3 separate regions of the Homo sapiens genome follow, and all the other regions are linked to region 1. A link is a loop called in an ENCODE intact Hi-C map of the cell type or tissue named here. Cell type or tissue: MCF 10A. All regions are shown on one strand. Links, peaks and the distances in the headings refer to the core of each region. The heading gives the core; the rest is flanking DNA.

Region 1 (8,291 bases), core at 3,168-5,667:
TGGCACACACTTGTAGTCCCAAACACTTGGGACGCTGTGGCAGGAGGATCACATTAGCCAAGACTTTGAGGCTGCAGTGAGCTATGATTATGTACTGTACTTGTAGTCTGGGCCTTATCTCAAAAAATAAAATAATAAAAATAAAATTAGAGTACTAAAATTATATTACTTAAGAATCACTTAATAGGCCAGGCCCAGTGGCTCACACCCAGTGGGATTCCTTAAATCCCAGCACTTTGGGAGGCCGAGGTAGGAGGACCTCTTGATCCCAGGAGTTCCAGACCAGCCTGGGCAATATGGCAAAATACCATCTCTACAAAAAATTTAAAAATTAGCCAGGCATGGTCACCCATACCTGTAGACCCAGCTACTCAAGGGGCTGAGGTGAGAGGATCACTTAAGCCTGGAGGCCAAGACTGCAGTGAGCTGTAATTGTGCTACTGCACTCCAGCCTGGGCAAGAGAGTGAGATTCTGTCAAAAAAAAAAAAAAAAAAACACACAGTAAAATGACAAATTCTATACTTCATCATTAAATCAGAAATCAGTAGACATATAATATAGCCAATTATAAAATTGGAATAAAAATATATACACCTAAGCCCCAAAGACCATCATTAGTTTAAAAGGAGTTTGTTGGTCCAGGTGAGTTGGATTGATCAAGCACCTAATTACTTTCGGCTTTCTCAATCTATGTGGAATGTGTGGAGTATCTAAAATTAGTAATAAAGAGAAAAATGACATCACAACTATTAAGAAAACAATGTATAATACAATTAAAGTGAAACAATTACAAGCAAAGTAATGCTACTTTCAAACCAAGGCACTAACCTTACTTCTTTAGTGAGCTATCTACTTAAAATCTCACTGTTAAATTTCTTTAGCCAAAAGATGATTCTGAAAAGTGAAACTATATGCCAGGAGTCTTATAAATGCTATTACTCCATTTAAGTACATTTAAGAGTAAAATATCAGTTGCCTTTCTAATAAGGTAATAACCAAAATGAACAATCATATTAATGGCATCAAGCATCCCTAAAGAGTAACACAGCTCATTTGAGGAAAAAAAAAAAAAAAAAAAAAGTATGTGTGTGTGTTTGTGTGTGTGGTAGATAAGTAGATGATGTACTATGAAACCAAACTAGCTCTTCCTCTGGAATTTTTTTCCTTGCTTTAAAACAATTCCTCCTCAGTCTACATATTCAAGGTTTCTTTGACAGTAGAAAGTAACAGTGTTTCAAAGTGAAGTCAATGATTGTTATTATTTTTTACCCTCCTGAAAACAATAACCATGTACACTAACAGAATACATATCTTTATATACAACCAGGCTTCAACGTCACACACTTGCAAACTAAATAAACAAACATAATGTAAATAAAACCCTGGATCAATACTTTCTAAAAAGAAAGAATAACATATTATATAGCCATACATTGTTACATACAAAAAAGCAAGACTAGATTTTTCACCTAAACTAGAAGATGAAAGAAATAATTCTTTACTTATATAAGTCAGTATATACTTAGGGTACGTTATCTTAAAATAAGTATTTTTTGTTGAATTACCATCACAATGTTTCAAGTACAATCGTGTCTGCTACATAATTAGAGAACAACTATACTCTAAATTCTAAATAATAACAATAATAATTTACAGGTGAGTTTCTCAGGGAAACTTATGCAGCCTTGTACACCTCAGTTGCTCATCCCAAAGGAAATGTCCTGTGATGTTACTGAAACTGTCAGCTAATATTTCCAATGCTCGTATGATCTATGTTAGTACTTAGGGAGCTCCTGAACAAAGTGAATGAAAAACTTCTTAACACATTTAAAACAACAGATGTGGAAGACTCAGAAAGATCAGGAGAACCTTCTGCTGTAAGTTCCACACGACTTCAGCCCACATAGTAAATTGTAAATGATTTCAAACCCTCTGCTCTCTCCTGAAACATCCAATCCCCAAACTCCTGTCATCCTTCCTCATAGCTGACGTCCTCATAAGGTACTTCCAAAAAAAAACTGAAATAAAAGACAAAAGAACTCCCTCCCACTTCCTTAACTCCACACTGACACTCTGCCATTCCTACTGTCACAACACACAGAGATCCTGTATCCTGTGATGGACCTTCAGCTCTCTTAATTTTGTTTCTGCTGGGATAATAATATATTCTGAAAGAGATGACAAATGACAGAGAAATTGAAAAAGTCCTCTGTCCAGAAACACTATCCAGTATATATTTATTTACAGTATTCTGTATATAAATAACCCTCAAGTTCACATCTATAAATCTAACCCCAACTTTTTTATAACCTAAAAAAAAAGTGAGATCTTTACCTTAACTATTCCAAACAGTCAAACTTTTCAAACTTCTTTGAGAGAGAGAAGAAACTACTAGAATAAATACAAAAGGAAAGGATTCCCCTTATAAATCAGTCACCAATCAGGGCTGATGATTTTCCCTTTCCAGTATTTCTCCCAGTCTCTCCCCCAAGTCTTGACTCATGTTCCAACTAGCTCATGACTGAACTTCGGTGCTCTTTCTGCCATAACATTTTTGGCATTCTAAAACCTCCATACAGCAAATCCATCTTTCAGATGTCCTTGGTATGATGTCGCTATGAAAAGATTACTGAGGCTTCTAGCAATTTGAGTTTAATTCAAGGCCTTTTCATAACTGTACTTCCCTTAAATACCCAGGCCACCACCTGCAGGCCTGCTGCATTCCATAGGTGCTTGCTGTCCCTCTCCCTCTGCTCTCGTCTCACTCTCTCCATGTAACACGCCCCTTGGTAGCTTCTGAGACACCTGGAATTCACCCTCCATTTAAAATCCCACTACCAAACCTCTTGAACTAGGCATCAGTCTCCCCATTCTGAACTCCAGGAGGAAGTGGGGGGCGGGGTGGAGGGAGAATTCAAGCTGGTCAAAACAAAGTCTATCAATATTACTTTGACCCAATTTGAATATTCTCTGACACTACTTCACTTGCTTTAGAATTTAGAAAAGTTAAAATTGTACAGAATTACCTTTGCTTTTTGAGAAATTTTGTTTTACATTGTATACGTGCTTATGAAGCATTGCTGTTTCATTAACTGGTCTGCATCCAAATGGAGAGGATTGTATACAAGGCTTTCACAGTGCCTAGGAGTGCTCCTGCTGACCCACAATAGACATTCCACAATACTGATGTGGAAAAGGAGCATGATATGACTTACATCAGCATTAGACAAAACGTGTCATTTTCTTGGAAGTTGCAAACAGTTGACATTACCCGTAATATAAAAGTAAATTTCCATAAATAAATTCCTGGCACTCATTGTTACCTTAGTCTAGAACTTTCACAACTTTCTAGATCAGTGATTTTTTTCCACCTGGAGCTTTTAACATTCCTGTGCTCAGTGCTGCAATTCACAACCCTTAAGATTTAGCAAACTCTGTTACAAATAATTTAAAGAAAGCAATTCATGATTATTCAAGTGATAATTAGAAAGCAAAAGGAGTGCTAGCCAGTCCTCCAGGGCTGAAAAATTCAGCACCTTTAGAGACCTCTGTCTCCACTCCTGAAACGCTGGCTGTTTACACTAAGAAGACTGGCGCCATGGCCCCCTCTGCCTCACGTCTGTATCACCCCCTTCCATGCAACATCCATCTGGATGGCTCCAGAGGCAACCTGAAAATCCAAATTGCTACTGTAAACAGTGGTGGGTGGGCTGAGTCTCCTCTGGGGGTGGCCTGGCCCCGGATAATGACCCTTCTAACCTGCCTTCAGTGGCCGCTGTCCAGAGCCCCACAGCCTCAAACTTAAGGACACAGCCAGCCTCGGGGTGTTCCTGGACATCACCCCCACCACTTCAACGTCCTACTATCAGCATCCCGGGAATGAAAAATAGGAAGGTCGCAACTTTCAGGTTTTGTCGTTGGAAAATGTGTTTCCATGCTCATACAGAAGTGGAACTAAAAGATGACAAGGCCTTGGGTACCTGCACTCCTGGTCAGTTGTTTTGACAACTGGCCGAGTCAATCACACTCTCTTAAAAGCTTATCTGACAGGTGAGAAATTCCTTGTCTCCAGGTCATTCCGGGGGCACTCTGGTGCAGGAAGGAGGATTCCTGCACCAGGAATGCGCTGGTCCAGGGTCCGTAGGGGAGAGAGGGGAAGAAAACTGGGAAGTCTCAAGGACAAGGAGGGGCGCGGCGAGGAAAGGGCAAGATACCTGGAAATGTCATGAGAAGGATGGAAATGGGTGAGGAGGCGGCGGACTGGAGAGAAATCGGTGAATAGAGGAAGATGGGGCGAGAGGAGGATGAGCAACAGCGAGCGCAGCGCCTCGGGTTGCAGGCGTCCAGCCGCGGCGGGGCCAGCCGCTTCCAGAGCGCCGGCGAGGCTGGCGGCCAGCCGAGCCCCGGGAGCCGGAAAGTTGGCGCGGAGAGGGCCAGCCGGGCAGCGCCCCCTGCGCCGCGGGGAGGCGCCGGGCTGGCAGCGGTGCGGCGACTTACCTTCTGGTCGACAATGGAGCAAGCCATCTCGCGGACGTGCGCCAGGCTGTAGTCCCCGGACGAGTCCTGCAGCAGCAGCACCGGCTCACGGCTCAGGCCGATCTGCAGATGGAACGAGATGCCCCCGACCGGGGCCGCGACAGGAGCCAAGAACGGCGCGGGCCCGGGCCCGGACCCTGGGACCAGTGCGGCGGCCGCTGCGGCAGCTGCCGCCGCCACGGGCAGCAGCGGACTGGGCGGCCGCAGGACCGGAGGGGCGCTCATCGCTCGGCGGGGCGCAGGGCCGGGCAGCGGAGGGCGGGGGCTGGCGGCGCGGCAGCAGGAAAGTTTTGCAGCCGCTGAGCCAGGAGCTTCTTTCTCCGAGAGCCCAGACGGAAAATAAAAACTTTCCGGAAAAGTCCCTGGGCTGGGGGAGGGCAAGGGGATGAGGATCGGGAGGGGAGGGGACTAAGGGGAGGAGATGGGGAGGAGGGAAAATGGCCGAGGCGGGAGGACTCTGAGGCCCGGAACGCGGCAGCCGGCTCGGGGCCGCCGGCACTGGGGAGGCGCCGCCGCCGCCAAGAATCTGCCGCCTGGCGCGCTCGGAAGGACGGGGCGACGGGTCGGCGCGGCCCGAGCGCCGGGCGGGGGCCGGGGCGGGAAGGGGGCGTGAGGGGCGGGGAAGGGGAGCTGGGGGCGGGCACTGGGGAGCCACCACCCGGCGGGCGCGGGAGTCGCAGGAGCAGCGGCCGCAGTGGCCGCAGGGTGCCCGGTCGCCGCCCCCTCCGCCCGCAGTTCCCGGGGCCTGAGCCTCCGCGAGCCGGGATAGGACCGAGTGGCGGGGCTCGGAGCCGCCTCGGCAGGCGCGGCCCTTCCCTCCCTGCAGGGATTCCCGTCCTCTCGGGTCCCGCTGCCCCGCCCCGACTGCGGACGGAGTGGATGGGGTGCACCGCCTCAGACCCGCTTCCTGGGGTCGCGAACTTCCCGGGCCCCAAGGTCCCTGCCACCTCTTCCAAATGCTGGAGGACTACGCACTTCTACAAGTGAGGTGACTTTTGAGGAATTCAAGAATGCTGATCACAGCGGTTCCCCTTGGGTCTTACCTTCGGAGGGTCAAGGGAGGATGGGTCATCTGGAACCCACTTACATCCAGGCCCCTCTGGGAGCCCTGGGGTTTGTGGCCAAAGAGGGTAGGAAGCCACTCCACAGAAAGGGGTTTAAACTTGTCTCTACCCTTTTTGTCGCTCTGACGCGCCCTTACAGCCAAACCTACGTACTCCACCCCAGCTCCTAAGGCACCGGATATACACAGTGATCTAAGGAGAGGGTCGCTTTGGAAAGAAAAGGCATTGACTGCCCAAGGGCAGGAGGGAGGTCTGATGCGGTCTCCTTTCCTTTACCTTATTCTTTGCGCCTGAAGTTTCTACTTTGGAGCTTCAGAAACTATTTTCCTTCTCCTCTATCAATCTAAAGTCTGTTATATAGGAGCAGTGCCCCCAAGTCCACCTCAGCACCGCCACCGTCATCACAAGCACAGCCATCAGGATTGGGCACAACCTGCCCTAATTTGGATCGCCGTTTATTTTTACTGTTGTTTTGGCAGGGTGGGGATTGCTTTACATTCGCTGGAGATGAATTATAATTCTCCCCTCCAACCAGGGTGGGCTTCATGGGTGTGCGACTATGCAGTTGTATAGGCCACAGCTCATAAGACCCGTGTTTGGTTTAATATTCTGGGACAATAGTCTACTGTCGCTGTTTTGTTCTTCTTCATAATTTTTAATCAAGGAGTCTCACATTTGTATTTTGCAATGGGCCACGCAGATAATGTAGTCAGCTTTGCCTCTCTCTTCGCCACTTCCCTAGACTTTCCCCTTCCTCTGCGTAAGTACACACAAACATACCTAAACAAACATTTTGTATTTTGTATAGCTTATTTTGTTCTGTTTTATTTATTTATTTATTTATTTATTTATTTATTTATTTATTGTCTTAACTTCTGGTTGTGGCCCAAGATATTGCAAGGTAGCTTCCTTTAGAACCGTGTTCCCAGGGTCAGTAATGGAGCCCCAAACACTGCAAGGCTGCACAACTGCATTGAAGAGACTTGAATTTATTCTCTGAATGTGATGGTTTGATAAGGTCTACCTGTGTTTACATTTTCCCTGCATAGTTACTTATGAGGTGGTCCTCTTCATCCCTGATACAGGTAGGTAATTTTCCTAATGTTCTAGACTCAGCTAATCTAGGAAAATGGTGGAATTTTTCTTGATGAAATGCCTTTCTGAATTCTGAAGGAGGTTTTTTTCTTTTAAATGTCCGAAACTATACTTCATTTTCTTTGAAATCAGAATAAAGTTAATATTCCACAGTTTTCTATTATCAAAAAAAAGCTTGCTGGTCAGTTTACAAGAGACTTACAAAAAGCTAGTTTCACTTGAGATTCAAGAGCGCTGAAGACATTCATGTTTTATAGATATCACAACTGCATGTTGAGGACTTCTCTGTTCCAGGCACTGTACTGGCACCAGTTGCACAGCTGTGAAGACAGGTGGTCCTTGCCCTAAAAAGATCACAGTGAAAAGGGGAGGGGGGATGGAGTAAAACCACAAATGATATTATTTCTAATATTCATAATTGCAATGAATTTTTTAAACCCAATGGCGAAGACAGTGACTTGTGGGAGGAGGGATGAAGAAATGGGCACTGCTCTGGACTGGGAATGAGAGAAGACTTCACTGAGAAGTTTACATTTGAGCCAAAATCTGGATGATAGAAAGGGTAGACTTCAGAAGAACTAGGGGAATAACATTGTAGGCATAGGTAACAGAGAGTGCAAAGACTCTAACACAGAAATATATTTAACATTTTCAAGGCATAGGAAAAGAGGGGCAAGTGCGTGAGATGAGGTCAGAGAGCTAATAGAAACCAGGTTACCAGGAGTCTTGAAAGCCATGGTAAAGTGTTTTTATTTCAATTCTCAGTGCACTACCAACCCATTGGAAGGTTTTAAAGCAGGGAATAATAAGATTAATTAGCATGTTTTAAAAGATTACTCTGGATTTTGTGTGGAATATAAGAGAAAAGAGTAAAAGTGGAGACACTGGGTAGGAGACTATTGCTGTTTTTGAGTCTAGAAACACGGGTTAGACTCCTATGGTTGTAGAAGAGATGCTAAGAAATGGGAAACTGCAGGCTCTATGTTGGCGGAAGTTCTTGCTGAATGAGTCAGAGATTTACAAGGAGTGAGAGAACAAGGGTGTCACAAAAGACTCCCAAGTTTCTGAGCAATTGGACTGATGGTGGTGCCAATAATTGACACAGAAGATAGAGAGTGAGCAAGTTCAGGGAGAAATAAGATTTCTACTTTGACCATGTTGAGTTTGATATGCTGCTAGATATTCAACTTAGAAATAGCATCTAGAGCTGGATATATGGGTCCAGCATCCAGAAAAGAGAAGAGGGTCAGAAATACATTTAGAAATCTTCTCAGTGTGCAGAAGGCATTTCAATGTGAGATTAGATGAGAGCTCTAGAGAGAAAGAGCTTAAAGTACTTATCAGTTATGAGACTTACAGGAATTTTAAAAAAAGTATGAATAACTTCTTGTTAGACTATGATTTATCAATAGTATGAAAGATTTATGTAGGGTGTTGGAAATAATTGATAAGGAAACAGGAGAAGGAATTCTAAAGATGCCCTAGAGAATTAACATTACTTTTAAGACGGTGAAATATTACTGAATGCAAAAGAGTGAATAAAGAAAAACAAGAAGAAAAAAATCGTGTATCTACTGGACCTCCCCATCGCAAAC
Region 2 (8,291 bases), core at 3,717-6,216, 340 kb after region 1:
GGTGCAAACATATTCCCAGGCCTCCCTCAGGTATCACTTCAATCTTACAGCCCCCTGCACAATACAATTATAAATGAATCTTTTTAATGAATAGAATGGAAAGTCAACTGCTCTTTGTTTTGCTTTGTTTTGTGTTTGTATGTGTATGCATGAGTGTGTTGAGTGTGTATGTGTTCTCTCAAGGTACAGCTGAACATGTGGGTCATAGTCAATTTCTTAATCCATGCTTACTGAATGTTCAACAGAGTTTTCATGGACTTTAATCAGAGAACTCTCTTAGAGCAAAAAGAGAAATCTCCTGTCCCAAAGCCCATGTTCTGTATTAAGCACGACTGTCTAAAACTGGTCCTCTTCAGACTCGTCTAGACAGTTTTTGACTCCTTAGAGGAGGCCTTACCACTCCATAATGACTTAAACACAGGAGGTATAAAATAATTCCTTTCTCATTTGGTACAGTAAGGAAATAAACTTTGCCCCTCAGCCAACAGGAGGCAGCAGAACATCTCGGTGTCTTTGGAACTTCTTTCTTTGGGAAAACTAGCTATAATTCCCACCATTCTTTGTAAAACAGCATTTCAAATTAATTTACCTGTGGTAAGTACTTAGCAAAATACTCTTCTTTCTTTCTACTTAATTTGTAATGTTTGATGATTTAAGGTTCATAGCACAGTAAAATGGAAGAAACACTGAGCTAGAAATCAGATGAAGAATAATAATAGCGACTAGCTCATGCAGCTCGTAAGTGGCGGAATCAGGATTGTCTAACTCCAAAACTTGTTCTCAACTGCTGCCAACAAAGTACCTTTTGGCATGTTATGGAACCCCCATTTCCTTATCTGTAATATATAAATAACATTTGACACCATGTTATAAATGGGGCCTATAATAACTTTAAATGAAACTGTAAATTGTTGATGTCATTATGAATATTTATTGATTGGCCTCATAAAAAATTCATAATGAAATTTTCTCAATTGTCATCTTTCAATAGAGTTCTATGCCTATATGCCAATAAATGACTAAGGAGAAGAATTTTCTTAAAGGATAAAAAAGTTTACTTATCTACATGACAATTTGGAATACCAGTATCTCTAGAAGAGCTAGTTATTCTGAGCACTTTGATTAAAGAGGAAAAGAACTGAGAAATAGGAACAAGGTCTAGGGAAACTGACTGCTCTTCAATAATCTCATCAGTATTTCTGAAAGTTAAGCATCCTTAAGTTCCTTATTGAACCCCCCAAGAGAAATAAAGGCACAAATTTGCCTTAGAATGGATTCTTTTTTAAAACCAAGCAGGAATGATCATTACAAATTTAGCTGAAGAGTCATGCTTGGTCATTTCCTGTTTAACCTTAATCTACAAGAAAACCATGCATCCCAGAGATGGTTGGGAAGTCACCCTCAAGACAAAATGTTCTGGTTCCCCTCCTCTTGACTGTTGACATTTATGAATTAGCTGCAGTCTGTAGCTGAGGTCCAGAGCCACTCTGTTCCTGAAGGACTTTTATCCTCCTACCTAATCAGTGATTTTGTCGTCTGGACAGACATCAAGTTTGGGCAAAAAGGCTCACCAATAATGCATTCTATTTGGCTATAGGTGACAGCAGGAGCTAGTAAAGAAATCACAGTAGGGAACACAGCTGAGTGTGGGCATAACAAAATGTCCTTTATTTACAGGAGCATAACCTGTAATATGCAGTTTCAACATTGAGGTACACCAGAGCACGTCTAAAAGACTGCTGGTTCTGTAATGAAAATTTTGAGTGATTCCAAAGGTCTAGGGTCCTCTGTACTGGGTGATTATTATGAACTAACAAGGCAGTGTGATTATTCCACCTCAGAATAGTCATACAAATCAGTGGCGCACTTCTGCTTCTGCCAACATTTTCTGTCCAGGGCACTGTAGTTCACAACTGTCACAAAAGTACTTAGTTGCTTTCCTAGCTGAAAGTATGGCAAAAAAACCGAGCAATTTTGTTGTTCAAGAACTGGCTTCTTTATAAACTTCATCTCACTCAAACATCTCCCAAAGATCTACAATTCGTGGGTGAAATCCATTTGCCTCCTCCCTCCCCCAGGACAATTATGAGTTAACATGAAAACAAAGACTCAAAACAGAAATAAAACCTGAAATAAATCACTTGTATAAATGGAGAGATACAACTTGTCATATTAAAAATCTTATAGCCTAGTCTACAAAGAACAATCTTATCATTCTCTATCCTATCAGAAAAGATAGGTACATAAGAGGCTGACCAATTTATTATAAACAGGTCTTTTTATGCTAGACTGATTGCAGAGATGTTACTATAACGGAGAATTCTGAAGAGGACATTAAAATGCAACTACAACACCAAATGGAGTAGTTGATTTTTCGAGCTTTATTCAGACTGAATGTGACAGTTCTTTCTGCATATGGAAGTCCATGGGTGGCCATTAAATCAAACTGAGCATCTTACAAGCCTATTCATATTGACCAGAGTATGGCGGCTCATTTAACCAATTCTGCCAGTGCGTATTGCAGGGAGCTAGAGGGGATGTAAAGAGCTCTCCTTGATTACAATGCTCTCTGTGGGACCACAGGAGTTACCTACCAGCCCCCAACACTCAGAAATTCTGAACCAAGCAAATGACAGTACATTTTTCTTCAGCTCACATCCCTTCAGTGAGATTCAAAGTCAATCATATGAATACCAGTTTGTAATTTCCCCCTGCATTTTAGGGTTAAGAATTCCAAGGAGACCCCCAAATTTCTATGATGTTGTCCTGTTCCTTGGCACAAAGCTTGCTGTGACTCTACTGTGAAGGTGTGCCGTGAGCTGCAGTGGATATCCTGACTTCCCAGGAAATTGAAAAGAGCTGCAAGACTGGCTTTCTTGACAGCGAGTATCTATAAGCCTTTCCACTGTTGGTGAAGCAAGAGATTTCAATGTTCTTTTCCTTACAAAATTCCAAATTAGGTGATTCTCCCAGCCTGAAACTTTCTTGAGGCTCAGAATAGGGCTCTTACCTCTCTCATTTTCTCACCTTGATGGGCAGACTATGTCAGACTACTCTACAATTATAATTGCAATTGATTGTATTTCAGGTGAGTTCTGTAGAGTAGACAAGGAAATGGAACCGTTTGTTATGTTAAGAACTTAAAAGTTAAACAGAGCATATAGTCTCCATCAAAGAACCGCAGTGAGAAAATACACACCAACTCTATCCCTGCTGCCTCTATTGAACTCATTTTGGAAGATGCCTTTAGATAGAGTGAGTGACAGCCAAGTTTCGTACTTAGAGGATGAATTGTTTATGAAAACATCTTGAGTTCATTGATGATCAATTTTAATGAATTAGGTAATGAATTGATTGTCCTTGAAAATACTATTTGCATTTGAAAAAACAAAGAGATATATATTGTTACTATTTTTGGGACATATATATATATATATATATATATATATATATATATATATTTGTTATATATATTGGGACTATATTGTTACTATTTTTTCTTTTTTTTGGTGGAGTCTCACTCTGTCACCAAAGCTGGAGTGCAGTGGTGTGATCTCAGCTAACTGCAACCTCCACCTCCCAGGTTCAAATGATTCTCCTGCCTCAGCCTCCCATGTAGCTGGGATTATAGGTGCATGCCACCATGCCCAGTTAATTTTTTTGCTTTTTTGTATTTTTAGTAGAGACAGGGTTTCATCATGTTGGCCAGGCTGGTCTCAAAATCCTGACCTCAGGTGATCTACCCACCTCGGCCTCCCAAAGTGCTGGGATTACAAACGTGAGCCACCATGCCTGGCCTTGTGAGAGTTTTTTGTTAACTGATTCTGAAAACGGTTAGAAAACCTGCTTGAGAAAAAATGGTATGCAGCCACCCAAATGTCTGCTTCTTTAAAAAATACTTAAGGTCTTATATACTTCTTAAAAATTGGCCAGTGACCAAACTGCAGAATGCTTTACAACAAACAGCCACTAGTTCATACAGGAGACATTTATTGAGCACCTACAACATGGCAGCCAAACATCGTGTTAGGTTGGGGATCCAAAAATTTAAAAAACATAATCCTCAAGAGGATTATAATATCGTGAGGAGAAGGGCATGTGAATAAGCAATACTATAATGTCCTTGATATGGGGGAAAGTTGTACAAAGTGTAAGGACAGGATCGTAAGCAAGTCCTTAATAATAACAGCTAACACTCACTAGTACCGTCTATATTCCAGGCTCATACTACTAAATTACCTCATTTAATCCTCACAGGAACCTTACAAGGTGAGCACTGTTTCCGAGGGAATCAAAGATGGGTGATGTAAAGAGTGACAATCAGGCTGAGGCAAGGCAACGGGTTAGAGGGACACGACTGAGAAGTAGGCGTAGCTAATGAGCAATGTGCTGGGTAGAGTGGGATGAGAGCTGAAATGACGCTTAAGATACAGGCACAGGAAGGGACCAGTTCATTCAGTGCCTTGGTGACACCCGAAGGAAGTTTATCTTGTAGACGATGGGGAGCTGATGAAGAATTCTGAGCATTTATTTGGGCTTAATCCCGTTTAATACAGCCAATCAACTCGTGGGGGAGGCTCACAAAGACAAGGGTAAGAATTAAGTGCTGAGGTTGTCCATCGAGGCATCAGCAAAATGGAGGAAGCTGAAAGACCTCGGAACACAAGCGTTTTGCTTGGTCACTAAGCCTAGACAAATGTAAGTTTCCCCGCCCCAGCTCCCCTCAGCCTGTCACACAAAAGCGTTCACATCAGCAGTCGTCAGCGGCGATGTCAGGCGCCGTGTCGTTCTTCAAACCCTTGGGAAAGCTTTAGCTTCTCAAGCCAATTGCACTGCATTGTCAGTAGGGGTGTCCGTGAGCTCCCCCTCGTGGCTGAAGGCCAGCATCTCTGTTAGGCTTAACTGAGCCCAGTCTCCCTGCCTCTGAGCCTGGCCACTTCCCAGGCCAGACGTGGAGGAGACACTTGCCGCTCAGTGCTGTCCAGAGGAGCATGATGAAAATAGCTGGTGTCTTGGCTATCCTGGAAATCTGAGCGACTCCATTTAATTCTCCTACGAGGGCCAGGCGAGGTGGTCTTTGACTCAGCTTCAGCACTCCATGGAGGGCCCTTGGCCTAACCATGAGAACGAATTCCAGTTGCAACCAAAGCTTGTTTGTACAGTGAAATGAATAAATGTGTTTAAACCTAGGTTCTGACTTCTTACCAGTCTGTGTTGCTAAAATACCAAAGAGTAATTATAACGATATTTCTAGTTAACAATTTTTGTGTGTCTGCTATAACATTTAAATTAGACTAAATTCAGCTGTTTGAATGCCCTCTGACAATATTTTTTCTCTCAGCTCCATGACTGTTTTATCACTCCATACTCACTTGACCTAATCGGCACCATCCTGCACTCTGAAATGTTTATACTGTTAAATGAATTTTTAATCTAACTTTTACAGCATTCAATTTCAGTTTCATCAGCCATCCACAGTGTAATATCTAATGTTTTAAAATAATCTAGACAGTTACAAAAGGGGAGGGGGAGGGGGAAAATCGTCGTGTTATGAAGCAAATGATTAATTAAAGCAAATTAAATTCTGGCAGCTCTTGCTATCATTATCATGTGTTCCCCGACTAGACTAATAAATCTTTGTTGAGAATGTGTGCTTTCACAAGGTTCAAGAGTCACCTGGGAAAGGCCATTATTGACTAATATTTTTGTATTGCTGTTAGTTTTATTTTCTAATACCCTATAGAATAACAGCTAATCTTTCTCAAACATTTAGAGTGCATTCATAAATCCCACTTTGCTCACTCTTTAGAGGTAGGTTTGAGAGGGGGTGGGAAACAAAATGATTTCTCTGTAGATGCAAGTAAATTACAATTAAGCAATACAGCTAATATGTCGGCAAATGCTGGAAAACCTAAAAAACACTATACTTTGAGCGCCTGCTGCATAATGCCGTCATAGCTGGGGCACAGTCCTGGGATTTCAGCAGCTGCAAACCTTCTCCAAACTGCACAGAAAAGCAAGAACAGCACAGCTCTCCTCTATTTTAGAGGTTTGCCTTCTTTCCTTTCTTTCCTAGGATCTGGCACTTCCACATTGAGGCAAATAACAATGCCGAGGCAAGCCGCTCTCTCTAAATCCAACCAAATGCTGCTGCCATGCAAACTAGACAGTCTGCGTTGTTTCTGAAGGCACAGAAGGGAGATATTGACAGATATTTCAAGAAAAGAGCCACATACTTGCCTTTATTTAGACTGTTCAAAGTGCTGTCACTTAAATCAACCTTTAATAATTTTTTTCTGATCTCAAATATTGCAGTTTTAACATCCATACAATTCATTGCTTAATTTGTATGTTTTAAAGTATATTTCCTACAACTTTCCCATTTGCTTTTCCTCTAGTTTAACCAGTTGTGTCCTTTTCATCCAAATCCTAGCAAATGCCAGTATCAACTGTAAGCTCAGTTCTCCATGGTCTCCAGTTACTGCATGTCACATTGTCTTAAAACTTATGAAGAGAAGGCACAGATTTATTTGAAGTCTGTGATACTGTGACAGAAAAAAAAGAAACAGTTTTATAACAATAATGTAAATACCAGGTCTAAATTTATTTTGAGGTTTGTTAAATGGGGTGGGGGGAGCACAATTCCCAAAAGCGAAATTTCAGATTGTAATGAATAATCACATGCCACTAAATATTTGTGCTGGTTTTGAGACAGCGTGCCCCATAAAACTCCAAGATGTGGTCGAATGTATTAATGTTGCTCTAGACAATTCAGGTTTCTCTATGTATTTAACCTCCACCCCTGCCATGGCCTTGTTAATTTTGATTTCTAAGTGACTTGGGTACGACTACAAAAACTAAACATATGTTTAAATATGTACATACAGGCATTCCTTTTTTGCCCTTTCTAACTGCAGATTATGACGTGAGCTATGATTATCCATCAAAGTAATTTCCTCTACCCACTCCCTCTCTCATCCTCCCACCCTCCACATTTGAACATGCTTCTCTTTTCCTTGGGGCTCCTGTTCAGCTTTCTGCAGCACAGATCCCTGCTGCCTCGGCCGCCTGGAAAATAGCCTACAGTGCAGCTCAGTATGGCAGCACATCCCCACGGCCTGGGTGTTTTTCCAGACGGTTTTAGAATGATTCGGTATCGCATGAGTTAAAAAAAATTCCCCCTGGAAAAGCTAATTATTGCATGCAGATACTTCTTTGTGTGATCAAGGAGGGGACAATTTAATAGGCTCTGTAATACAACCAAGAACAAAATTGCTTTAAAGGAAGTCTCTTGTTGAGTGACAACTCTGTTGCCTGAGCCAATTAGGTCCCAATAAAGAGTGTTGAATTGGCTCCTGCTTTCTCATTAATTATGTTCTGTCACAGACATGGGGCTTGATTTAGCAATTTTGTATTACATTAAGATACTGAAAGGCCGGGAACAAATGGCTCACTCTGATAATAGGCATTCTCTACACGGTGTGACATTTACTATCCAGCTGTCCGTAAGGCAGCCTAGCACTTCAGTTCAGGGGTTTATTTGTCATTGCTTCAAAGGGACACTCAGCTTTTCACAAAAAAAGAAACAGAGAGGCTAATAGATAGGACAAAATGTACTGCTGATATGCTTTATTAGAGATAGGATGCTAGGGTTTTGCTAACAAGCTCATCCGTTGGGACTCAGCCGACTTTGCTGCCAATCATCCTCTACACAAAGGCGCACTAGTTAACAAGGAGAAATGAATTACAGACACTTATTCTGCCGGTGGGATCACAAATACACCAATCTGTGAAAGAGGCACAAACTCCAGAGACAAACTACATATTTGTCAATAACCTCCTAGAAAGAACCCTAGTAATTCTTTGAAGACCTTTGATTTAGCTTCCCTCTAAAATACATGTATAGGAAATGTTTTAGTTACCATGACATTCTTTCTTTGTTATTTGTACAAATTTTCATCACATTAAAAACAGAAAACTGAGGAGGTCTGCAAATGTTTTAGTAGGTATCTATACACTACTTTTCATATCCCACCACGGGGAGCTGCTGCTTTGGTTATTTCATTAAGAACAACAGAAAATTAAATCTTTAAACTTTAGGTTTGAGCTGTAATCCACCAATGCCACAGGAAATAATCTATAACTCTGAATTTATCGTGTATACCAATTAAGAGAGCAAGGTTAGGGACCGAATGAAAACCAAGTCTGTCTGCTTAAATAATTAGATGACTTTTAAATCATAAATATGTGTGTTTGTGTATATGTATATGAATTTACAATACAGAAACATG
Region 3 (8,291 bases), core at 2,277-4,776, 120 kb before region 1:
GATAGTAAATAAGGCCAGTTTGCCAATAACCATAATACAAATAGATTAAGAAAGGAAGAAGACAATACATCTAATGCACAAGGCAATTTAATAATTCTTGTGTAAGTTCAGATAAAAAGCACATTATGAGACTATAAAGGCTCAAAAGCAAACACATGATGTATGAGAACAGCCATCCAAAGATTTTTGCACCACAGTAGATGGATTAGATAGATCTAAATGTGGTTTTCTAGACCTGGATTACTTTACAAGTTAATTGACAAGGATAGGAAGTTGCTAAATTTAAAACAAGGTAACAAAGTGACATCTTTAGAATGATACTATCAGAATGGAAGATGTAAAGGAGAACTGTAATTCAGTCAGTTGGAGCAACAGATAAAAGATTGGAACCTGAGGAATCCACCAGTGTTTACATCAAATTATCCAAGGAAAAGAATCTTATCAGGTGACTCAATAAGATTTTCCCATAACCTGGATGGAATATCCTTCAAGACCAACCAATTCCTTATGTTTCAATTCTGAGCCAATTGAGCAACTTTCCAGTTTCTGAATCTGCTTTGCAGACATCTTGTTGCAGAAAGGCAATATCCAAGAAAAGCACATCACTCACTCTAAGTTAGTATACAGGCACTCCAGTCCATAAAAATATTTTGTGAGGCTTACTAGCCTGGATTTATCTTCTAGGAACTATAGCAACTCTGGTTTTATTTTAAAAATGAAGTTTCTGGAACTTAAAATCTGAGAACCAGAAACTGCATTTCAATGAGCCGGACATGAGACAGGCCAGGTCAAAAGCCATGCAAGACTATCCTCTATATATCCCTCCCAAATGGTAGTATTTGGTTCATACCTGAGTGTTCAGGGCTGAAAGGACCCACAGGCTTAAGGAAAAGGATTAAGGATAAGAAGTATTTCAGTGGGCAGAAATTATGAGTAGACCATTCCAGATGGAGGGAAAAACAGAGCTAAGGTCCAAATATTGTGAAATACAATGTACATATGGACTAGAATAAACAGTCTCATTTTGATGGCACACAAGGTTCATACTTAGGAAGGTCTAGCAAGAATATTTTAAGGTAAACTATGACCATTTTGGGGAATTTTAATTGACCAGATTGGGAAATGATTTTTTTGTTTACTGACAATGAGAAGTCACCAAGTTTTAATTTTTTTGTCTAGTTAATATCAAAATTGTAACTCTATATTAGCATACTCAACTTGTTAAAAACATAGTTGGTAACTCTGAAGGAGTAAATGACCCATGAATTGCAACAGTTTAAGTAGGAGGTAAAAATAATCCAAGCTGGAAACACAGCTGTTTTAATAAAAACAGAGGATAAGAACTTGAGACTCTAAGAAAAGGATAATTATTGGGATTCACTGAGCATCTCATTGCATGTGAAAGGTGAGGGATGTGGAAAGGTTGACCCATACTCCAAGGCTAGTAATTAGGGGTAAAATAATGATCTTTTGTTTTTCAATTATTTATATGCTGTTCTATAACTTTTGAACATCATTTTATATTAATGCTTAGACTGACTTAATATCACCATTTAACATCTGCAACTGGGTTCATTTAAAGCCAAATTCAAAATGCCTAAACCCAATCTCTTTATCTTTCTTGCTATCCTGTAACCACAGTAAGCAGTGAGCTGAAGATTTTCTAAACGTTTCAACCACCCATAAAAACAAATGTATGCGGCCGGGTGCAGTGGCTCACACCTGTAATCCCAGCACTTTGGGAGGCCGAGGGGGGCGGATCACCTGAGGTCAGGAGTTTGAAACCAGCCTGGCCAACATGGCAAAACCCCATCTCTACTAAAAATACAAAAATTAGCCGGGCATGGTGGTTGGCGCCTGTAATCCCAGCTACTGGGGAGGCTGAGGCAGGAGAATTGCTTGAACTCAGAAGGCGAAGGTTGCAATGAGCCGAGATCAGGCCATTATACTCCAGTATGGGCAACAAGAACGAAACTAAAAAAAAAAAAAAAAATGTATGCAAAAGGCAAGAGAACAATCTAACAACATTGTTATACAAGATTCCCAAGAGTAAACTGTTCAAAAAGCAATGTTCTCCAGCTAGTAAATCTAGCACTTTTAGTCCTTTCTTGAGAGCTGACACTGATACCAAGAATCATAACAGTTGCCTGACTTTTCTTAATGCTGTCTAACCCACGAACATGTCCAATGTCTTCTTTTTCCAGAATCTTGTCTCAACAAAGCAGTATTTAGAAAACAGGAGCATTAGACTCTCAACAAGTAATTCACCAGTAGTACAAGAAGCCCAAATATGCCTCCTTGTGCTACTTTACCCATACACAATCCAACTAAAAAAAAAAAAAATGCATCCTAATGTTTAAAATAGAGTTACCACAGTAACAAAGTGAACAGTTAAAAAGCAATGAACTTAATCAATGCAAGTCATTGTTAGAAAGATCATCCCCTGAGACAAACCTCTCAGTGCTAACATTATTGCTATTTATCTGAAGTATTTTCTGAAAAGCTAAGAATGACTGACTGAGGGCTTCAGATCAATGAGGTGTTTTTTTTTCCTTTCAGTGAGCTAAAACTCCCAGTAGACCTAAGCCGTACTTTTAATCATGACATTAATCGATAACAATTACACCCAAGAGAATGCCAACATAGGTTTTCCAGGAAATCTCATAGGGCTTAAAGTGCTAAATTATAGAAATAGTCAATATTATGTGTTATTAAAATGGAATTCAGGTTGGTTTCTTCCTATTTCCCTAGAGCAGAATTATGGTGCTCTAGACCTAGAAATGTTGGTATAGTGCTTCTCAAATTTTAATAGCCTTAAGAATAACATGGATATCTTGTTAGACTATAGATTATCATACAGTTGGTCTGCAGTGTGTCCTCTGATCTGCATTTCTACAACCTCCTGGGTATTGACCATGCTGCTATTAATAGTAAGCAGGTGACACCTGCAGTAGCAAGATGTTGAACTCCATTAGATTGGTCGGGGGAAGAAGTAAAAATCACACCCATTGGCTGAGGGATACTAAGAGGTATTTGACCATAACAGAGAGATTTTTACTTCTAGATATTCCAACTCAAGCTGTCCTCCTTGCAAAATAACAGAGAAAAAGGCAACACTTAACTTACTTCAAAGAGCAGCATTTTCTAAATGCATTACAAAAAAAGAAAATTAATTATCTGGGATATCAATAGGTGTTGCCAGAAAAATAGAATGCTAATAGAAGGCTGAATGAATGGTCATACAACTGAGCTAAATGAAATTAAGTAATAACAATGGCTAACAGTTGTTGAGCACTTACTACGTGCCACGAATCGTTCTAAATCCACAATGTAGAATAACTCCTTTAATCTTCACAGCATCTCTATGAGGTGGGAACTAGAGTATTGCATTTTTCAGATGTGGAAAGGTAGGCAAGGAGAGGTTAAAAAACTTGTCCAAGTTCACAGTGCTAGTGAGCTGATGGGTGGTAGAGCCAAGAGCCAGGATTCAACCCTTGGCAGGCTGCCTCCAGAGCATGGGCTCTGCTCTCTAGAACATGATCACTTTTCATTATCAACAGAAAGTGTGAGTCATCACAAGGTGATGTAAGTACTTGTAAGTTGCCAATGAAGGGGAATATGCAATGAGGAGGAGAGAAGAAAACTTAAGTTATGGCAAGATAAGAGCATGAGAACAAGCCAGAGAAGGGAAAATTGAGAAAGTGGAAGTAATTGTTAGTGAAATAATAAATACAGAAGAGTGTACTGTAGTAGTGGAGACATCACCCACCCAGACACAGATGCACTAAATAGATCAATCTGCTTAGCAAATAAATGCCCAGGAGAGGAAAGCAAGGCAAGAAGCGGATCTCATCAACCACTGGAGGACACAAACAGTTTACTTCCACCAAATGTACTGAAAAGATCTCAATAACAAGAGCCATGATTATTCCTACGTTAAATATGCAATTTACAGATTAACTGGGCCCATTGCTGGGTCCCTCTCTTCTTCCTACAGGATGGATTGGACATTTTGCTTCTAACTAGCAACTTTGTGAAAGTGAGTAAGGACAATTTCAGTTTATTTTGATCTCATTCTGAGATTGGGCAATAGGCTTGGGAGAAGGAGGGTATGCTGTGAAACTGATTAAAATACAATCTAACAAATCCTAGATTTCAATGAACCCTCTCTGCCTGGCCTTCAGGTTGCAGGAGAAAAAAAAAATACAACAAGTAGATCCAATCTGAAATATGTAGTCTGAATCAGAAAACAGCCAGCGCATCATGCAGATTACATTACAGGTCAGGCAGAACAATAAATAAAGTAGTTGTTTGGTTAGATGAGCATTAGAAAATGGTTCGACTGTTCAGGTAAGTATTAAAACAAAAAACTAACCTTGCAAACTCCTGAAGTATGCAGAGATTCCTGGAATATTCTACTGAAAACTTAAAGAAAAGAAAAAGCTTAACTGGAGACAAAGGACTGCCTGTAAGCATCCTGAAGGCATCAGATTTGTAAATGTATTTACAGGCACCAAAACAGACATACTTTTGCAACTGAAACAAGAGAGGTCCTTTGGTCTCAAAGATTGAAATGTTATAAAAACATGCCAGGAATACATTGAACATGTTGTGGATTCAGTTCAGATCACAACAATAAAACCAATAAAACCATATTGTCGCAATATGGCAAGTCACACAAATTTTCAGGTTTCTCAATGCATATAAAAGCTATGCTTACACTACACTGTAGTCAATTAAGTCTGCAATAGCATTATGTCTTAAAAAATGCACATGCCTCAATGAAAAAAAAAATACTTTATTGCTAAAAAATGCTGACAATCGTCTCCAGTGGTCTCTTGACAGGGGATGATTTCAGGGTGAAACTGTTCCACCTCAGATCATCAGGCTCTTATGAGAATCTGATGCCGCTGATCTGACAGAAGGCAAGAAAGCAGAGCTCAGACGGTAATGCTCACTGGCTCACTGCTCAACTCCTATTGTGTCTATGGTTTGAGGTTTGGGGATTCTTGATGTAAGCCTTCAGGGAGTCCTAATCTCTTTGCCAGTGGAGAATCTAGTCTCAATATTGATGGCTGTTGATTGATCACAGTGGTGATTGCTGAAGGCTGAGGTGGCTGTAGCAATTTCCTCTTTTTTTAAAAAAAAAAAAATTGAGACAGGGTCACACTCCATGGCCCAGGCTGGAGTGCAGTGGCAATTTCTTGGCTCACTGCAACCTCTGCCTCCCAGGCTCAGGTGATCCTCCCACCTCAGCATCCCAAGTAGCTGGGACTACCGGTGTGTGCCACCATGCCTGGCTAATTTTTGTATTTTTTTCTAGAGATGAGGTTTCGCCATGTTGTCCAGGCTGGTCTCACACTTCTTGAGCTCAAGTGATCCACCACCTCAGCCTTCCAAAGTGCTGGGATTACAGACATAAGCCACCATACCAGCCCAATTTCTTTTCTTTTCTTTTTTTTCTTTTCCTTTTTTTTTTGAGACAGAGTCTTGCTCTATCTCCCAGGCTGGAATGCTGTGGCATGATCTTCGGCTCACTGAAACCTCCACCTCCTGGGTTCAAGCAATTCTCATGCCTTAGCCTCCCGAGTAGCTGGGATTACAGGTGTGTGCCACCAAGACTGGCTAATTTTTGTATTTCTAGTATAGACGGGATTTCACCATGTTAACCAGGCTGGTCTCGAACTCCTAGCCTCAAGTGATTCGCCCGCCTTGGCCTCCCAACCTGCTAGAGTTACAGGAGTGAGCCACCGTGCCTCACAACCAATTTCTTAACATAAGACAACAATGATGTTTGCTGCATCGGTTGACTCTTCATGAAAGATTTCTCTGTAGCATGTGATGCTTTTTGATGGCATTTTACCCACAGTAGAGTGTCTTTCAAAATTGGAGTCAATCCTCTCAAATCCTGCCACTGCTTTATCAACTAAGTTTATGTAAAACCCTAAATCCTTTGTTGTCATTTAAATAATGTTAACGGAATCTTCACCAGGAGTAGATTCTAGATTCTATCAAAAGAAATGACTTTATTTGTTCATCCATAAGAAGCCACTAGTCATCCATTCAAGTTTAATCATTAGATTGCAGCAATTCGGTCCTACTTTCAGGCTCTACTTTTTTTTTTTTTTTTTTTTTTTTTTTTTTTTTTTTTTTTTTGAGATGGGAGTTTTGCTCTTGTCGCCCAGGTTGGAGTACAATAGTGTTGTCTCAGCTCACTACAACCTCTGCCTCCTGGGTTCAAGCAATTCTCCTGCATCAGCTTCCCAAGTAGCTGGGATTACAGGCACCTGCCACCACACTCAGCTAATTTTTGTATTTTTAGTAGAGATGGAGTTTCACCATATTGGCCAGGCTGATCTCGAACTCCTGACCTCAGGCAATCTGCCCATCTTGGCCTCCCAAAGTGCTGGAATTACAGGCATGAACCACCTTCAGGTTCTACTTCTAATTCTAGTTCTCTTGATAGTTTAACCACATCTGCAGTTACCTCCACTACTGAAGTCCTGAACCCATCAAAGTCATCCATAAGTGTTGGAATCAACTTCTTCCAAACTCCTCTTATTGTTACGGTTTTAACCACCTCTGATGAATCATGAAGATTCTTAATGGCATTTAGAATGGTGATTCCTATCCAAAATGTTTTCAATTTACTTTGCCCAGATCTATCAGAGAAATCACTATATCAATGGCAGCTGTAGCCTTATGAAATACATTTCTTAAACAATAACACTTGAAAGTTGAAATTACTCTCTGATCCATGGGCTGCAGAATGGAGTTCCATTAGCAGCTATGAAAACATTTAATTCCTTGTCCATCTCCACCAGAGCTCTTGGGTGACCAGGTGCATTGTCAACGAAAAACAATATTTTGAAAGGAATCTTTTTTATCTGAATGGTAAGTCTTAACCGTGGCTTAAAATATTCAGAAACCATGCTGCAAACAGATGTGCTGTCACACAGGTTTTATTCCATTTATGGAGCACAGACAGAACAGATTTAGCATACATCTTAAAGGCCCCAGGATTTTCAGAATGGTCAATGAGCACTGGCTTCAACTTAAAGTTACCAGCTGCTTTAGCCCCTAACAAGGGAGTCAGCCTCTGCTTGGAGGCTTTGAAGCCAGGCATTCTCCTCTCTAGCTGTGAAAATCCTAGATGCTTCTTCTTCCGATAGAAGGATGTTTTGTCTTCATTGAAAATCTGTTATTTAGTGAAGCCACCTTCATCAATGATCTTAGCTAGATCTTCTGGATAACTTGCTGATGCTTCTACATCAGCACTTGCTGCTACACCTTGCACTTTTATTTTATGGTGATGGCTTCTTTCTTTAAACCTTATGAAACAAACTCTGTTAGCTTTCAACTTTTCTTCTGTAGCTTCCTCACCTCTCTCAGCATTCACAGAATTAAAGAGAGTTAGGACCTTACTCTGGATTAGGATTTGGCTTAAGGGTATGTTGTGGCTGCTTTGATCTTCTATCCAGACCACTAAAACTTTCTCCCTATCAGTACTAAGGCTGTTTTGTTTTCTTATCATTTGTGTGTTCACTGGAGTAGCACTTTTAATTTCCTTCAATAACTTTTCCTTGGCACTCACAATTTGGCTAAGTGTTTGGCACAAGAGGCCACACCTTACTAAGCTTAATCATTTATAGTTTTTGATTTACAATGAAAGACATGTGACTCTTCCTTTCACTTGACCCTTAGAAGTCATTGTAGAGTTATTAATTGGCTTAATTTCAATATTGTTTATCAGGGAATAGAGAGGCCTAAACAGAAGGAGGGAGATGAGGGAATAGCTGGTGGATGAACCAGTCAGAACACACACACTTAAGTTCGCTGTCTTATATGGGCACAATTTTTGGTATATCAAAACAATTACAATAGTAATTACAAAAATCATTCATCACAGATCACCATAAAAATATAATAAAAGTTTGAAAAATGGTGATAATTACCAAAACATGACACAGAAACTTGAAGTGAACATGTGCTACTGGAAAAATGGCAACAATAGACATGCTTGATGCAATGTTGCCACAAACCTTGAATTGTAAAAAAAATGCACAATCTGCAAAGCACAATCAAGTGAACAGCAATATAAAGACGTGTGCCTGTATGTATTCTTCGCTGTCACCTCAGCACCTCTAATGTCAGGTTCCAAGGTAAAGCAATCTAATTTTCTTATGCTAATACTTCAATCTACATTTACAAACTTTTCAAATATTTTATCTAAATGTTTTCTATCAGCATGCTCCTTTTTATAAGAATCTTTCATTGTTCCAAGACACAAA

Evidence for each region. A loop is a pair of places that touch in the nucleus more often than their neighbours do. Peaks named below come from ENCODE experiments on the same cell type or tissue, not always from the same donor. Only the 100,000 strongest peaks of a DNase experiment are listed, where the experiment ranks them.
Region 2: a loop joins it to region 1, with 3.0 times the contacts of the local background. A loop is called at or near these places in 2 of 110 quality-filtered maps.
Region 3: a loop joins it to region 1, with 2.7 times the contacts of the local background. A loop is called at or near these places in 16 of 110 quality-filtered maps.

The regions. Positions count from the first base shown.
Region 1 is chr14:29,922,751-29,931,041 of GRCh38, forward strand. PRKD1 (protein kinase D1) reads right to left here and starts at 5,097. Exons shown (of 18, transcript NM_002742.3): 1 at 4,499-5,097. The coding sequence starts at 4,762. It overlaps LOC105370429 (a long non-coding RNA gene), which reads left to right and starts at 5,377. Exons shown (of 3, transcript XR_943703.2): 1 at 5,377-6,361. In MCF 10A, for the core only: CTCF peaks have their summits at 4,486 and 5,294; a DNase peak (open chromatin) is centred at 4,431.
Region 2 is chr14:30,265,998-30,274,288 of GRCh38, forward strand. No RefSeq gene overlaps it. Among named protein-coding and RNA genes, the nearest start is that of G2E3, 290 kb to the right of the region's middle. RefSeq lists enhancers at 4,496-4,997, 6,547-8,291 and a silencer at 4,799-4,848. In MCF 10A, for the core only: a CTCF peak has its summit at 4,872 (motif pointing left); a DNase peak (open chromatin) is centred at 4,864.
Region 3 is chr14:29,802,260-29,810,550 of GRCh38, forward strand. The region is part of intron 1 of PRKD1 (protein kinase D1); the gene reads right to left. Among named protein-coding and RNA genes, the nearest start is that of PRKD1, 120 kb to the right of the region's middle. In MCF 10A, for the core only: no CTCF peak of the experiment used is centred there; a DNase peak (open chromatin) is centred at 3,532.